2 separate regions of the Homo sapiens genome follow, and region 2 is linked to region 1. A link is an interaction called in ENCODE POLR2A ChIA-PET data of the cell type or tissue named here. Cell type or tissue: Caco-2. All regions are shown on one strand. Each heading gives the region's core, and the rest is flanking DNA. Links, peaks and the distances in the headings are about the cores only. Region 1 has its middle 15 kb from the start of SUSD2. Region 2 overlaps MMP11 (matrix metallopeptidase 11).

Region 1 (7,615 bases), core at 1,646-5,645:
GCTCAAATTAATTCAATAACGTGCTATCATTGCACACCCATCAGAATGGCTAAAATGAAAGAGACCAGCCAGGCGTGGTGGCTCACACCTGTCATCCCAGCACTTTGGGAGGCCGAGGCGAGCAGATCACCTGAGGCCAGCAGTTCCTGACCAGCCTGACCAACATGGCGAAACCTCATCTCTACTAAAAATACAAAAATTAGCCGGGCGTGATGGCACGCGCCTGTAATCCTAGCTACTCAGGAGGCCGAGGCAAGAGAATCATTTGAACCTGGGAAGCGGAAGTTGCAGTGAGCCGAGATCATGCCATGGCACTCCAGCCTGGGCAGCAAGAGTAAAACTCTGTCTCAGAAAAAAAAAAAAAAAAAAAGAAAAAGACCAACAATAACAAATGTTGGAAAGAATCTGGCACAACAGAACTCTCACATGCTGTTGGTGCAAATGTCAATTGTAAAACCACTTTGAAAAACTGGCATTTGGGGTTGGGCACAGTGGCTTACGCCTGTAATCCCAGCACTTTGGGAGGCCAAGACGGGCGGATCACCTGAGGTCAGGAGTTCCGAGACCAGCCTGGCCAACATGGTGAAACCCCATCTCTACTAAAAATACAAAAAATAGCTGGGCATGGTGGTGGGCACCTGTAATCCTAGCTACTTAGGAGGCTGAGATGGGAGAATTGCTTGAACCCAGGAGGCAGAGGTTGCAGTGAGCTGAGATTGCACCATTGCACTCCAGCCTGGCCGACCAGCGAAACTCCATCTCAAAAAAAAAAAAAAGAAAGAAAGGAAAAACTGGCATTTTCAGCTGGGCACGGTGGCTCCTGCCTGTAATCCCAGCACTTTGGGAAGCTGAGGTGGATGGATCACTTGAAGTCAGGAGTTCAAGACCAGCCTGACCAACATGGTGAAACCCCGTCTCTACTAAAAATACAAAAATCAGCCGGGCATGGTGGCACATGCCTGTAATCCCAGCTACTCGGGAGGCTGAGGCAGGAGAATCGCTTGAACCCAGGAGGTGGAGGTTGCAGTGAGCTGAGATGGTGCCACTGCACTCCAGCCTGGGCAAGAAGAGCGAAACTCCGTCTCAAAAAAAAAAAAAAAAAGAAAGAAAGAAAAACTGGCATTTTCTTTTTCTTTCTTTTTTTTTTTTTTAAAGACAGGGTCCCACTCTGTCACCCAGGGTGGAATGCAGTGTTGTGATCACTGCTCACTGCAGCTTTGACATCCCAGGCTAAATCAATCCTCCCACCCTGCCTCCTAGAGTAGCTGGAACTGCAGGCGTGCACCAGTGTGCCTGGCTATTTATTTATTTAGAGACAGAGTCTGGCTCTGTTACCCAGGCTGGAGTACAGTGGTGCAATCTCAGCTCACCAAAACCTCCAGTGGGTTCAAGCGATTCTCCTGCCTCAGCTTCCCGAGTAGCTGGGACTACAGGCGTCGCCACCATGCCCAGCTAATATTTTTAGTAGAGTCGGGATTTCACCATGTTGGTCATGCTGGTCTCAAACTCCTGACCTCAGGTGATCCACCCGCCTCAGCCTCCCAAAGTGCTGGGATTACAGGCATGTGCCACTGCGCCGAGCTAATTTTGTATTTTCAGTAGAGACGGGGTCTTACTATGTTGGCCAGGCTGGTCTGAAACTCCTGGCCTCAAGTGATCCTCCTACCTCAGCCCCCCAAATAGCTGGGACTACGAGTGTGAGCCACCACGAGTGGTCCTATCTTGTTGCCATGGGTGACAAGGGTTTCCTGAAAAGCTGAGACCTTTTGTCACACATCTGGCCCAGGAGTCGGCACAGTTGAAGGCAGATCCAAGGGAAGGCAGAACAGTTGCAGGCCTGGGCTCTGCCTGTGGCCGTGACTGGAGAGCGAGCTAAGAAAATGACTTAAGTTTCACTTCTGCCAAATCTTGCATGGGAATCTCTTGTGGCTCACCCTAACCAGAAACACGCAGGAGGGAGTTCTGGGAAACGTCACACCACCCAGCAACATGGTGAAGGCTCTGTCTATCTGGCAAAGAGCAAAAAAGGTGAAGGCTCCAAACGCCAGTGACTGCATGGGGACCCAGGCTCTGTTGTAGGTTGGTGGCGGCGTCAACTGGTACAACTCTAGATAGAAAATGCTTGTGCCATTTAACCAGCCAATCTACTTCTGTGAATTTCTCCTCCAGGTTAATCTGAACTTATTTACACAGTACAAGTGTTTAAAGAAGCAAAAGGCTGAGCACAGCTTCAATGTCCCCTAGCCAGCAGCTAGTTCCCTGAATTGTTTAGATTTTTTTTCACCTTGCACACACACTTTATTTTCCACACTAATGAAAAAGGTAAGACCATATTTTTATACCTATGCCTCTGGTGTATTGTTACAGGGACTGTCGACCTAAAGAAAGACACTGGCTGGGTGCAGTGGCTCATGCCAGTAATCCCAGCACTTTGGGAGGCTGAGGTGGGCGGATCACCTGAGGTCAGGAGTTCAAGACCAGCATGACCAATATGATGAAATCCCATCTCTACTAAAAATACAAAAATTAGCCAGGCGTGGTGGCACGCTCCTGTAATCCCAGCTACTTGGAAGGCCCAGGCTGGAGTGCAGTGGCGCGATCTCGGCTCATTTCAAGGTCTGCCTCCTGGGTTCACGCTGTTCTCCTGCCTCAGCCTCCCGAGTAGCTGGGACTACAGGCACCCACCACCACGCCTGGCTAATTTTTTGTATTTTTAGTAGAGACGGGGTTTCACCGTGTTAGCCAGGATGGTCTCGATCTCCCGACCTCGTGATCCACCCGCCTCGGCCTCCCAAAGTGCTGGGATTACAGGTGTGAGCCACCGCGCCCGGCCCAGAATTTTTAAAGATAATTTGGCGGGTAGGAGCTTGGGAAGTGGGGAGTGCTGATTGGTCAGGTTGGAGGTGGAATCACAGGGGGTTGAAGTGAGTTTTTCTTTTTCTTTTTTTTTTCGAGATGGAGTTTCACTCTTGTTGCCCAGGCTGGAGTGCAATGGCGCAATCTCGGCTTACTGCAACCTCCACATCCCGGGTTCAAGCGTTCTTCTGCCTCAGCCTCCTAAGTAGCTGGGATTACAGGCATGCACCACCACATCTGGCTAATTTTTGTATTTTTAGTAGAGACAAGGTTTCTCCATGTTGGTCAGGCTGGTCTCGAACTCCTGACCTCAGGTGATCCGCCTGCCTCAGCCTCCCAAAGTGCTGGGATTACAGGCGTGAGCCACCGTGCCCAGCCCGCAGTGAGTTTTTAGTTGTTGTTTTTTTTTTTTTTTTTTTTTTTTTTTTTTGCTGTCTTCTGTTCCTGGCTGCGATGGCACAACTGGTTGAACCAGATTAGCAGTCTGGGTGGTGTCAGCTGATCCATGGAGTGCAGGGACTGCCAAATATCTCCAGCACTGATCTTAAGTTTTACAACAGTGATGTTATTCCCAGGAGCAATTTGGGGAGGTTCAGACTCTTGGAGCCAGAGGCAGCATGACCCCTAAACTGTAATTTTTAATCTTGTTAGTCCTGCAAATGCGGACTGGTCCCTAGGCAAGAAGGGGGTCTTTTCAGGAAAGGGCTGTTACCAATTTTGTTTCAGAGTCAAACCATGAACTGAGTTCCTTCCCAAAGTTAGTTCAGCCTACACCCAGGAATGAAGAAGAACAGCTTAAAGGTTAGAAGCAAGATGGAGTCGGTTACCTCTGATTTCTTTCACTGTCATAATTTCCTTGGTTATACTTTTGCAAATGCAGTTTCAATAACATGTGTTAGTGATTGGCTATACTTTTTTTTTTTTTTTTTTTTAGAGATGAGATCTTGCTCTGTTGCCTGGGCTGGAGTGCAGTGGTGCCATCACGGCTCACTGCAGTCTCAACCTCCAGGGCTCCAATGATCCTCTTGCCTCAGTCTCCCGAGTAGCTGGGACTACAGGTGCATGCTGCCATGGCTAAATGTGTGTGTGTGTGTGTGTGTGTGTATGTGTGTGTAGACAGGCTCCACTATGTTGCCCAGACTGGTCTCGAACTCCTGGCCTCAAGTGATCCTCTTGCCTCAGCCTCCCAAAGTGCTAGGATTACAGATGTGAGCCACTGCTCCTTGCCTGGCTGGTTACTGTTGAACTATAGAGTATGAGTTATTGCTGGGGATCAGAAACTGATACCCCAAAATATAGCACTGAACTGAAGAAGAAGCCACAAGGTCTCTATGACCTCTCCCTGCCTCTGTGTCAATCTGTCAGCCAGAGCTCAGGATGAAGTTGTTCTCTGAAGTTCTCTATCTGCCTGAAGTCTGGACCTGCCAAAGAAGAAAACAATGAGCTCTGGTCCCTCCTGTGAGTCTTCCTTAACTGAACTCTTATCACAGGAAGAAAGACTGAAATCTGTCAGCACACCTGGACAGACTTGTCACAATCTACTGTTTGCTCTTCAGGCCCAACAGACTTTGTCCCAGGGCATTGTATGGTTTCCTTGTTTGTTTTATTGTATTTAATTTTATTTTTTGAGATGGAGTTTCACTCTGTCGCCCAGGCTGGAGTGCAGTTGTGCAATCTCGACTCACTGCAACCTCTGCCTCCCGGGTTCAAGTGATTATCCTGCCTCAGCCTCCCGAGTAGCTGGGATTATAGGCGCTCGCCACCACGCCCAGATAATTTTTGTATTTTTAGTAGAGATGGGGTTTCACCATATTGGCCAGGATGGTCTCGATCTCTGGATCTCATAATCTGCCTGCCTCGCCCTCCTGAAGTGCTGGGATTATAGGCATGAGCCACGTGGCCCAGCCCATTGTATGTTTTTTTTTTTTTTTTTTAATTATACTTTAAGTTTTAGGGTACATGTGCACAATGTGCAGGTTAGTTACATATGTATACATGTGCCATGCTGGTGCGCTGCACCCACTAACTTGTCACCTAGCATTAGGTATATCTCCCAATGCTATCCCTCTCCCCTCCCGCCACCCCACAACAGTCACCAGAGTGTGATGTTCCCCTTCCTGTGTCCATGTGTTCTCATTGTTCAATTCCCACCTATGAGTGAGAATATGCGGTGTTTGGTTTTTTGTTCTTGCGATAGTTTACTGAGAATGATGATTTCCAATTTCATCCATGTCCCTACAAAGGACATGAACTCATCATTTTTTATGGCTGCATAGTATTCCATGGTGTATATGTGCCACATTTTCTTAATCCAGTCTATCATTGTTGGACATTTGGGTTGGTTCCAAGTCTTTGCTATTGTGAATAATGCCGCAATAAACATACGTGTGCATGTGTCTTTATAGCAGCATGATTTATAGTCCTTTGGGTATATACCCAGTAATGGGATGGCTGGGTCAAATGGTATTTCTAGTTCTAGATCCCTGAGGAATCGCCACACTGACTTCCACAGTGGTTGAACTAGTTCACAGTCCCACCAACAGTGTAAAAGTGTTCCTATTTCTCCACATCCTCTCCAGCACCTGTTATTTCCTGACTTTTTAATGATCGCCATTCTAACTGGTGTGAGATGGTATCTCATTGTGGTTTTGATTTGCATTTCTCTGATGGCCAGTGATGATGAGCATTTTTTCATGTGTTTTTTGGCTGCATAAATGTCTTCTTTTGAGAAGTGTCTGTTCATGTCCTTCGCCCACTTTTTGATGGGGTTGTTTGTTTTTTTCTTGTAAATTTGTTTGAGTTCATTGTAGATTCTGGATATTAGCCCTTTGTCAGATGAGTAGGTTGTGAAAATTTTCTCCCATTTTGTAGGTTGCCTGTTCACTCTGATGGTAGTTTCTTTTGCTGTGCAGAAGCTCTTTAATTAGATCCCATTTGTCAATTTTGGCTTTTGTTGCCATTGCTTTTGGTGTTTTAGACATGAAGTCCTTGCCCGTGCCTATGTCCTGAATGGTATTGCCTAGGTTTTCTTCTAGGGTTTTTATGGTTTTAGGTCGAACGTTTTAAGTCTTTAATCCATCTTGAATTGATTTTTGTATAAGGTGTAAGGAAGGCATCCAGTTTCAGCTTTCTACATATGGCTAGCCAGTTTTCCCAGCACCATTTATTAAATAGGGAATCCTTTCCCCATTGCTTTTCTCAGGTTTGTCAAAGATCAGATAGTTGTAGACATGTGGCGTTATTCTGAGGGCTCTGTTCGCTATCTATGACAAACCCACAGCCAATATCATACTGAATGGGCAAAAACTGGAAGCATTCCCTTTGAAAACTGGCACAAGACAGGGATGCCCTCTCTCACCACTCCTATTCAACATAAAGTTGGAAGTTCTGGCCAGGGCAATTAGGCAGGAGAAGGAAATAAAGGGTATTCAATTAGGAAAAGAGGAAGTCAAATTGTCCCTATTTGCAGATGACATGATTGTATATCTAGAAAACCCCATTGTCTCAGCCCAAAATCTCCTTAAGCTGATAAGCAACTTCAGCAAAGTCTCAGGATACAAAATCAATGTACAAAAATCACAAGCATTCTTATACACCAACAACAGACAAACAGAGAGCCAAATCATGAGTGAACTCCCATTCATAATTGCTTCAAAGAGAATAAAATACCTAGGAATCCAACTTACAAGGGATGTGAAGGACCTCTTCAAGGAGAACTACAAACCACTGCTCAAGGAAATAAAAGAGGATACAAACAAATGGAAGAACATTCCATGCTCATGGGTAGGAAGAATCAATATCATGAAAATGGCCATACTGCCCAAGGTAATTTACAGATTCAATGCCATCCCCATCAAGCTACCAATGACTTTCTTCACAGAATTGGAAAAAACTACTTTAAAGTTCATATGGAACCAAAAAAGAGCCCGCATCGCCAAGTCAATCCTAAGCCAAAAGAACAAAGCTGGAGGCGTCACACTACCTGACTTCAAACTATACTACAAGGCTACAGTAACCAAAACAGCATGGTACTGGTACCAAAACAGAGATATAGATCAATGGAACAGAACAGAGCCATTGTATGTTCTTTAAGCCCATTAAATCTTCCCCACCCAGGCCAGGGGCAGTGGCTCATGTCTGTAATCCCAGCACTTTGGGAGGCCAAGGCACAAGGATCATCTGAGGTCAAGAGTTCAAGACCAGCCTGGCCAACATGGTGAAACCCCATCTCTACTAAAAATACAAAAATTAGCTGGGTGTGGTGGTGGGCGCCTGTGGTCCCAGCTACTAGGGAGGCTGAGGCAGGAAAATAGCTTGAACCTGGGAGGCGGAGGTTGCAGTGACCTGAGATTGCACCACTGCACTTCAGCCTAGGGACAGACGGAGACTCTGTCTCAAAAAAAGAAAAAAAAAAAAAATCCTCCCCACCCCAAATCATGCACTGTCCTCTTGAAATCATCCACACTCCCTATCTCCTGCTAGCCCTGGGGTGATCAAGTGCCTGCTGTGGCCCATCGGGAGACGCCTCTCCTCAGGGTCCAGTGCTGCCGAGGAGGAGGGAGTGGCCAGTGTAGTGCGTTGTAGGAGTGGGAAGTCAGGGGGGGCTTCCTGGAGGAGTCTGGCTCCAGCTGAGTATCAAAGGAGAGATTCCCATCGCCCTTTCCCCTAAGAAGCAGGGTATATCAGCATCTTTATCCCACTGGGATATTCGGCAATGACTCTGTGATTCTCCCCCAACGCATGCTAATAACTTGGTACA
Region 2 (7,615 bases), core at 1-4,000, 410 kb after region 1:
TGAGGGACAGGGATGGAGACAGGGCAGCCAGGTTTGCCAGGACCTGCATAGCGGGCCCAAGACTGCCCTTCCTCTTAAGTCATGCCAAAGCCTCCCTGCCCAGTCTGAGACAGTCGCTGGCAGGTGACCACGACCTGCGTGGCCCTCCCGGCAGTTGTCATGGTGGTTGTACCCCACCCCATCCCCCTGAGGAGACATGGGCTCAGTCCCATGCCTGGTGCCCACAGCCACAAAGATGGCCATGGGTCTCTAGCCTGATATTCGTGGCCTGGCAGGGGTCAGCACCCCTGAGGGCATCCAAGCCATGGTCAGAGGAAAGTGTTGGCAGGCTCGGCACAGCCAAAGAAGTCAGGACCCACGAGACGGGGGAAGCCTTCCAGAGCCTTCACCTTCACAGGGTCAAACTTCCAGTAGAGGCGGCCGCGCAGGAAGTAGGCATAGCCTGAGAAGAGAAGGTGGTCAAGCCTGGGCGAGCGGACACTGGGCCCTACTCCTGCCTGTCAGGCTGTGCCCAGGGATGGGCACTAAGGGAGGGCTGAGTGGGAAGCCCTTGGCCACTGCTGAGTTCCTCGAGTCCTGCAGGATCCAGGGCCGGCCTTTCAGAACCTCTCTTCCCTCTAGGGAGCCCTTCTGCCTGCCCCGGAATCTGGGCTGGGCTAATACCCAGCCTGACAGGTACCCAGAGCCTCAGAGGCCTGAGTCCCACCTCTCAGGAAAGCAAGTCCCGTTGCCCCCACCACCCTCCACATCACTCTCTCCTGCATCTATTAAATTAGCCAGGCTATTGACGGGCACCCTGGAGTCCTGGAGCTGGAGGCTACCCTAGGATAGCTCTCCCAGTGGGTCCTGATGTGGGAGAAAGAGCACAGAAGAGGAGCCTAGCAGGGGAGGGAGCACTGGACTGGCTCTAGCCCCCTGTGGTTGTGGGAGGCTGGGTGGGTCAGTGGTTAGGAGCAGGGACCACCAGGGTAGTCCAGGTTAGGGGCCTCATTGCCTGAGCCTCTGTTTGCTCCTCTGGAAACTGGGTTCACAACAGGTGTCACATCAGAGGGCTGTTCTGAGAACTGGATGAGACCAGTAAGGAGCTTAGAGCATTGTTGGCCCTCAGTGTACAGCAGTTTATTGTTCTACTGGCTGTGGCTGAAAAACCAGGGTAAGACCTTGCACTTCTCTGACCCTCAGTTTCCTCATCTGCAATATGGAATGTAGCACTAGCCGGCCACCGAGAGGAGGGCAGATGGCTCTGGACAAAGGACCTGTGATGAAGAGCCAGACTTCCTGTGGCAGGCATGTGGGAGCCCAGCCACCACCAGGTGGGAGAAGCGGCTGCTGTGCCCACCTCCCACCAGCTGCCTCACCCCCAACGCACCATCAGCATCCTGGAAGGCAGCGTCGATCTCAGAGGGCACCCCTCTCCAGTCAGTGGCCCTGCGGGGCACGGGACTGTCTACACGCCGGGTGCTGGGGTGGAAACGCCAGTAGTCCCTGCCTCGGAAGAAGTAGATCTTGTTCTTCTCGGGACCCCAGACCAAGGCAGCATGGACCGGGAACCTCACCAGGCCCAGCTCGGTGAGGGGTGCGGGGCCCAGGACTGGCTTTTCACCGTCGTACACCCAGTACTGAGCACCTGCCGGAGAGGGAAGGCTGCAAGGACCTGCCCAGCCACCACTGCCATGCCCCGCCACTGTGGACCTGCTTGACCCCTACCACAGACTCTCCCAGCCTCAGTTTCCTCATCAGTAAAACATGCAGGCCAATAATGCCTGCTCAGCACCCCACCCGCAGAGGGAAGCGGGAGGCCTGGGATAAGCTGGGGCAGTGAATGCTCTGTAAACTAGTGCACGGGTGAGGTTACTCTCATCAGTAGAGGGCTGCCTGGGCGGCTGCTCCTTCCACTGGCATTTGGCTGTGACAAATGCCTACTGACCACTCCCTGGGCCCCTGCAGGCTGGACTGCCCTGGAACCCACGCAGGTTTCCCATGCTGTGCCTTCATTTGTGAAGTCCCTGGCATCTGCAATGCTCCAGGCTCTCATCTCTGCCAGTTGAGGATGGAAATCCCAGCTCTAGGATGATAGACCTGGATCAATTCCCTGCCCTGCCTCTTCCCAGCTGCACTCACAGTGAGTCACTTCACTGCCTCGGGGCCCCAGAGGCCTCATCTCTAGAACCCCGCCCCATGGGGTGGCTGAGGGTTGAACGCACCAACACGAGGCCCCACCGTGCAATCCCTTCCACGCTGCTCCTATCTCAAGAGCCACCTCCGAGAACCTCCTACCTGTGCCTGAGGAACAAACCACACTCTCTCTCCCTCGGCCCCCAGGCTTTGGGGCAGCTCTCCCTATCCACTGTGTCCCTAAGGATCCATCTGTCTGTTCCTGCCCTTGGCCATAACATTCCTGGCTCTGGGAAGTCTCTCGAGCAGATCCCCAACCCCCACTCACCTTGGAAGAACCAAATGTGGCCCTGGGCATCCTCGAAGGCAGCGTCCACAGGGCTGGGCAGTCCCTGCCAGTGGCGAGAGGCCAATGCTGGGTAGCCGGGCTGCAGCTGGCCCCCACGGAGGCGCCACACAAAGCCCGCTTTGAAGAAAAAGAGCTCGCCTCGGATGGTGGAGACCGCGTCAAAGGAGGCCTCACAGGCATCTGGCGGGGCGTCTGGCTGGGGTGGGAGAGAGGGACACATGCTGAGGGCATATGCTGCAGTCACAGTGGCCAGCAGAGGAGTAGGGGGACTGGCAGGCAGGGCCTCACCTCCAGCGGTGCAATCTCATTGGTGTCTATCCCAGCCTGGGGGCCCAGGGCTGGGGTCCTGGAGGTGACAGTGGGCCAGGGCTGGCCATATAGGTGTTGAACGCCCCTGCAGTCATCTGGGCTGAGACTCAGTGGGTAGCGAAAGGTGTAGAAGGCGGACATCAGGGCCTTGGCTGCTGTTGTGTGCTGCAGCCCCAGCACGTGGCCAAATTCATGGGCTGCCACCTGCAGCAGGTCTGTGCCTGAAAAAGGGAGGTGGCTCAGCAACCCCCGAACCTCCTGCCCAGGACATCCAGCTCCAGACCCCAGCTCAGTGACCTTGGCGAGTCCCCATTCTTTATGATCTTCGGTTGCCCCATCTGGAAAATGGGTCCCCAGCCCATACCCTGGTCATCCCCGATAGTCCAGGTCTCATCATAGTCGAAGTGGACATCCCCTTCTCGGTGAGTCTTGGGGAAGAAGGCATGGGCCAGGATGCCCCCAGGCCCATCAAACGGCAGGTCGTCCCCATGCCAGTACCTACAGATGGGTGGGGGCGGGGTCAGTGGCTGCTGGCAGGCGAGGCTGTTCCCGGAGGGGTCCCAGGCCGCCCATTCACCTGGCGAAGTCGATCATGATGTCAGCACGGCCCTCGTGCACCTCAGTAAAGGTGAGTGGCGTCACATCGCTCCATACCTTTAGGGCCTCTGCCATCGTCTGCCGCACCTGCTCCTGCACCAACTGCCATGGGAACCGAAGGATCCTGGAGGGAGATGGAGGGGCCTGGGCCTCAGGGAAGGGACAGCCCCCGATGGCTGAGGCACCAGGAGTTGCCCCTGGATGCTTGGTGGGTGTGTGAACACTCAGGACACAGGCCAGGTGTACTCTGGGCCTCAGCTTCAGCGCACTGGTCTCCCTGGCCACATGGGCACATGTGTATGTGGTTTGCTCATACTTAGGCAAATACAAGTGTCTGAATTCAGTGGAAAGAACCAGGACCAGGGGTCCCGAGACCCCCATCCTAGACCTGACAGTGCCACTTACTGTGGGGACACCTTGGTTCCTTGAGCCCCTGTTGGTTCCCAGGCCCCCACCTAGGAAATTCTAAAGACCCCAGTCTCAGCTCCAATGCTGTGTGACACCAGCCCATTCTTCAGGCTGGGTCCCCACCCGCAGGATGTGTGAGCCTCAGCTTCCCCATCACCTGCCCAGGGTCCTCCCAGGTCACCCAGTGAGATGCCCACTATTGCCTCTCCCCGCTTACCACTGTCTCCACCTGCTCGAAGCCCAAGTTGTGATGGTAGAGTTGGACAATGACATGGCTGACACCCACCTCAGACTGACACAGAGGATGGGGCTGTGTCTGCCTCATTCACCGTGGAGTCCCAGAGCCTGGTCCTCACAGGTCTCTTGTAAAGGCTGCCTGAGTGACTGAACACCCGTCCGCAGGCATGTGCTGCGACTCTTTGCATGATGACGGAGGCTCTGCCCCTCTGCTGAGGGAGGGTCTCCATATGTGTATGTGTCTAAGTTGGGGTTTCAGGGGGTTTGCCCATAGATGACCTCCCTGGGGTTCAGTGGACACACAGGTCTGTTAGACACGAAGATCTACCCTGGCCTGTGTCTCAAGCAGCAGCTGTGAGGGCAGCTGGCTTACCCACGGACACACAGGTGGCATCCTAGTGTCCTGCTCCCAGGCCCCTACCTGTAGGTGAGGTCCGTCTTCTCCCAGCGCCCGCCAGAAAGCACGAACCTCTTCTGTCGGTTGCGGGCACTCAGCCCATCAGATGGGTCGGGCACGCCACAGCGGGGAGGCCTGAGGCTGCTGGCAGGCCGGGGGGCTTCCTGCGTGGCAGGGGCAGGTGCCGGGCTACTGGGCAGGGCTGCATGCCAGGGCTGTGGCCCCCTCCTCTCGGCATGGAGGTGGTGGGCGTCCTAGGCAGGAGGATGACATGAGGGTCTGGTCAGGCCTAAGGTCCACATGGCCCACAGTTAGAGATGTGGCCTGTCAGCAAACACACGTGCAACCCCAGCCCACTGTGTGGCTGGGCAAATGGAGAGGGAAAGGGCACCGGCACATGGCAGGGCCCTTTGGCATCTGGCTGGCTCTCTGGTTTCTTGGCACCTTGTTCCAAGGCATCAAGCTGTCCCCCACATCGTGGAGGGCCCTGGGCTGCCTGTCACCTACTCCAGCTACTTAGGCCAATGAGGTCTGGGGGTGGGGGCACACTGGGACTGGCTATGAGCCATACACTCCAGGAATGGACCCCAAAAAGCTTCCTCCGAAGGAACACCAGGCAACCTCCTCCTGCTCCCCACAGAAACTTGCTTCCAACTCCCTTTCTTCCTGTGTCCGCTAAGTTCAGACACACCTGGGTCATGCTCCTGTCCCTGTCATGTGAGCAGGATCTGCCCTCTCTCCTGCCCAGGATTTCCCCCACCTCCTCCCCAGTGTGGAGCGGCTGTAGCCCTGCAGTGTGGCCTCAGTCAGTGTAACCTGACTGCTGGGGGTGACACTGACTTGTGGACTGGACAAGGTGAGGTATGTACAGCACCTAGCACAGGCCCAGCACCCGGGAAGGCACCTGGCCACTGAGGCCTGGCTTCTAGCAGAGGTGGTTTTGGTCACACCCCACCAGGGCTAGGAGTACAGTGGGAGCTGATCTGTGATCTGCCTGCCTTCTTCAAGCGGGGAGGGTGGGGACAGTTAATTACCAGGTGCCCAGCCCCACTCGCCAAAGCCCCAGGACCACAGATGGCGATTCAGACCTAAGCTACATCCTGCTACCTGTCTATAAGTCTCCAGGGCAGAAGTTACAGTTCTTGTGCATGAGAAAAGCAGAAGCTCAGAGAGGTTGGAGACCCTGCAAAGTCACCCAGCAAGGGCATGGCAAGGCCAGGCCAGGACTCTGGTGGCTCAGGCCTAAGGCTAAGGCCTGGCTCTGGACACCGCACAGAAGCCAAGTGTCCTTCCTGCACTGAAGGAGAGGGATGGAGCTGTGCTGCTTGCTGAGAGACTCAGCACCTGTCTGGTCTGGGCAACTGCAGCCTCCTCACAGCCATATTTGGGGTAGGAGCTCAGCCACTCAGGCCCCACCTCACCCTCAGCCTTTGGCAGCTCTCCCAGGCTCCATACACCCCAGGGATCTGATCAGCGTCCCAACGCTCCCTGCTCCTGATCCCAGAGCTGAGGCATCAAGAACACCCCACCATGAAGGGGGGCCTTCTGAACACGGAGGCTATGGAACTACTTAGGGCGTGAGGCCCTGAAGCAGCTTCCCCCCATTTCCGAGCTTGCTTATTGCATGGTTACCTGGCACAGCGCAGTCTCACTGGGTTGTGGGTTCTGGCCGATTCTGGGCTTATTGGTTTTTTGTTTTGTTTTTTTGAGATGGAGTCTCACTCTGTTGCCCAGGCTGGAGTGCAGTGGCGCGATCTCGGCTCACTACAACCTCCACCTCCCGGGTTCAAGCAATTCTCTGCCTCAGCCTCCCGAGTAGCTGGGGTTACAGGTGCCTGCCACCACGCCTGGTTAATTTTTTTTTTTTTTTTTTTGAGAGAGAGTCTCGCTCTATCGCCCAGGCTGGAGTGCAGTGGTGTGATCTGGGCTCACTACAACCACCGCCTTCCGGGTTCATGCCATGCTCCTGACTCAGCCTCCTGAGTAGCTGGGACTGCAGGCACTTGCTGCCATGCCCGGCTAATTTTTTTGTATTTTTAGTAGAAACGGGATTTCACCATGTTACCAGGATGGTCTCGATCTCCTGACCTTGTGATCCGCCTGCCTCGGCCTCCCAAAGTGCTGGGATTACAAGCATGCGCCACCGCACCCAGCCTCACGCCTGGCTAATTTTTGTATTTTTAGTAGAGATGAGGTTTATCCATCTTGGCCAGGCTGGTCTTGAACTCCTGACCTCATGATCCACCTGCCTCGGCCTCCCAAAGTACTGGGATTACAGGCGTGAGCCACCGCGCCCGGCCTGGGCTTATTGTTAATAAGTACTTAGCACTGGTTGGCCGGGCCTGGTGGCTCACGCCTGTAATCCCAGCACTTTGGGAGGCCGAGGCAGGCGGATCATGAGGTCAGGAGATCGAGACCATCCTGGCTAACACGGTGAAACCCCGTCTCTACTAAAAATACAAAAAATTAGCCAGGCGTGGTGGCGGGCTCCTGTAGTCCCAGCTATTCGGGAGGCTGAGGCAGGAGAATGGCGTGAACCTGGGAGGCAGAGCTTGCAGTGAGCCGAGATCGTGCCACAGCACTCCAGCCTGGGTGACAGAGCGAGACTCCATCTCAAAAAAAAAAAAAAAAGTACTTAGCACTGGTTGCAGGCTAGGACCTTGGCAACAGCTCCACAGACTTGCTCTTAGCCCCTGATGGAACCTCTCACCAACTCCACCATCATCACCCTCATTTCCAGGATGAGGAAATGGGCCCCAGAGGAGTTAAGCAGCTTGATCAGACAACAGCTGGCAGGCAGCGGACTGTCTGTGCTCACAGCCCACCCAGCTCCCTGCTACCTCTGCTCTGCTCTGCAGGGGTTGAGTTACCCTTCCCCTGAAGGAGGGACCCAGGCTGGCCTCACCTTGGTGAGGTGCAAATTATTCAGCGCCTGCTATTTCCCGGGCATTTTGCAGGCAGGTTCGTTGGGCTTCCAATATCCACCAGGCAGGTGGAGATGCTACATATCCAAGTTCTCCCATGGAGGATGTGGGCTGCCAGAGGGGCCTGCCTCCTCCTCCTCGCCACACTGCCCCCTTGACTTACAGGAGAAACAGATTCCTTTCCCCAGCCTGGCAGGGGTATGAAGACCCTCCCTGGAAAGGGCAGAGCTGTGCTCTCCCCTGGGAGCTCCAAACAACCCAGAGCCCAGCCTGCCAGCC

Evidence for each region. ChIA-PET counts read pairs that join two places held together with the same protein. Peaks named below come from ENCODE experiments on the same cell type or tissue, not always from the same donor. Only the 100,000 strongest peaks of a DNase experiment are listed, where the experiment ranks them.
Region 2: POLR2A ChIA-PET joins it to region 1 with 6 read pairs; 2 of 35 experiments call an interaction of 5 or more read pairs at or near these places.

Annotation. Positions count from the first base shown.
Region 1 is chr22:24,192,552-24,200,166 of GRCh38, reverse strand. No RefSeq gene overlaps it. Among named protein-coding and RNA genes, the nearest start is that of SUSD2, 15 kb to the right of the region's middle. RefSeq lists enhancers at 1,808-1,927, 2,058-2,107 and a silencer at 4,179-4,379. In Caco-2, for the core only: no CTCF peak of the experiment used is centred there; DNase peaks (open chromatin) are centred at 3,336 and 4,396.
Region 2 is chr22:23,776,238-23,783,852 of GRCh38, reverse strand. It overlaps MMP11 (matrix metallopeptidase 11), which reads right to left. Exons shown (of 8, transcript NM_005940.5): 2 at 4,437-4,666; 3 at 3,351-3,494; 4 at 3,138-3,271; 5 at 2,753-2,994; 6 at 2,444-2,660; 7 at 1,370-1,627; 8 at 1-442. The coding sequence ends at 309. Among named protein-coding and RNA genes, the nearest start is that of SMARCB1, 6.9 kb to the left of the region's middle. RefSeq lists an enhancer at 2,208-3,206. In Caco-2, for the core only: no CTCF peak of the experiment used is centred there; a DNase peak (open chromatin) is centred at 2,165.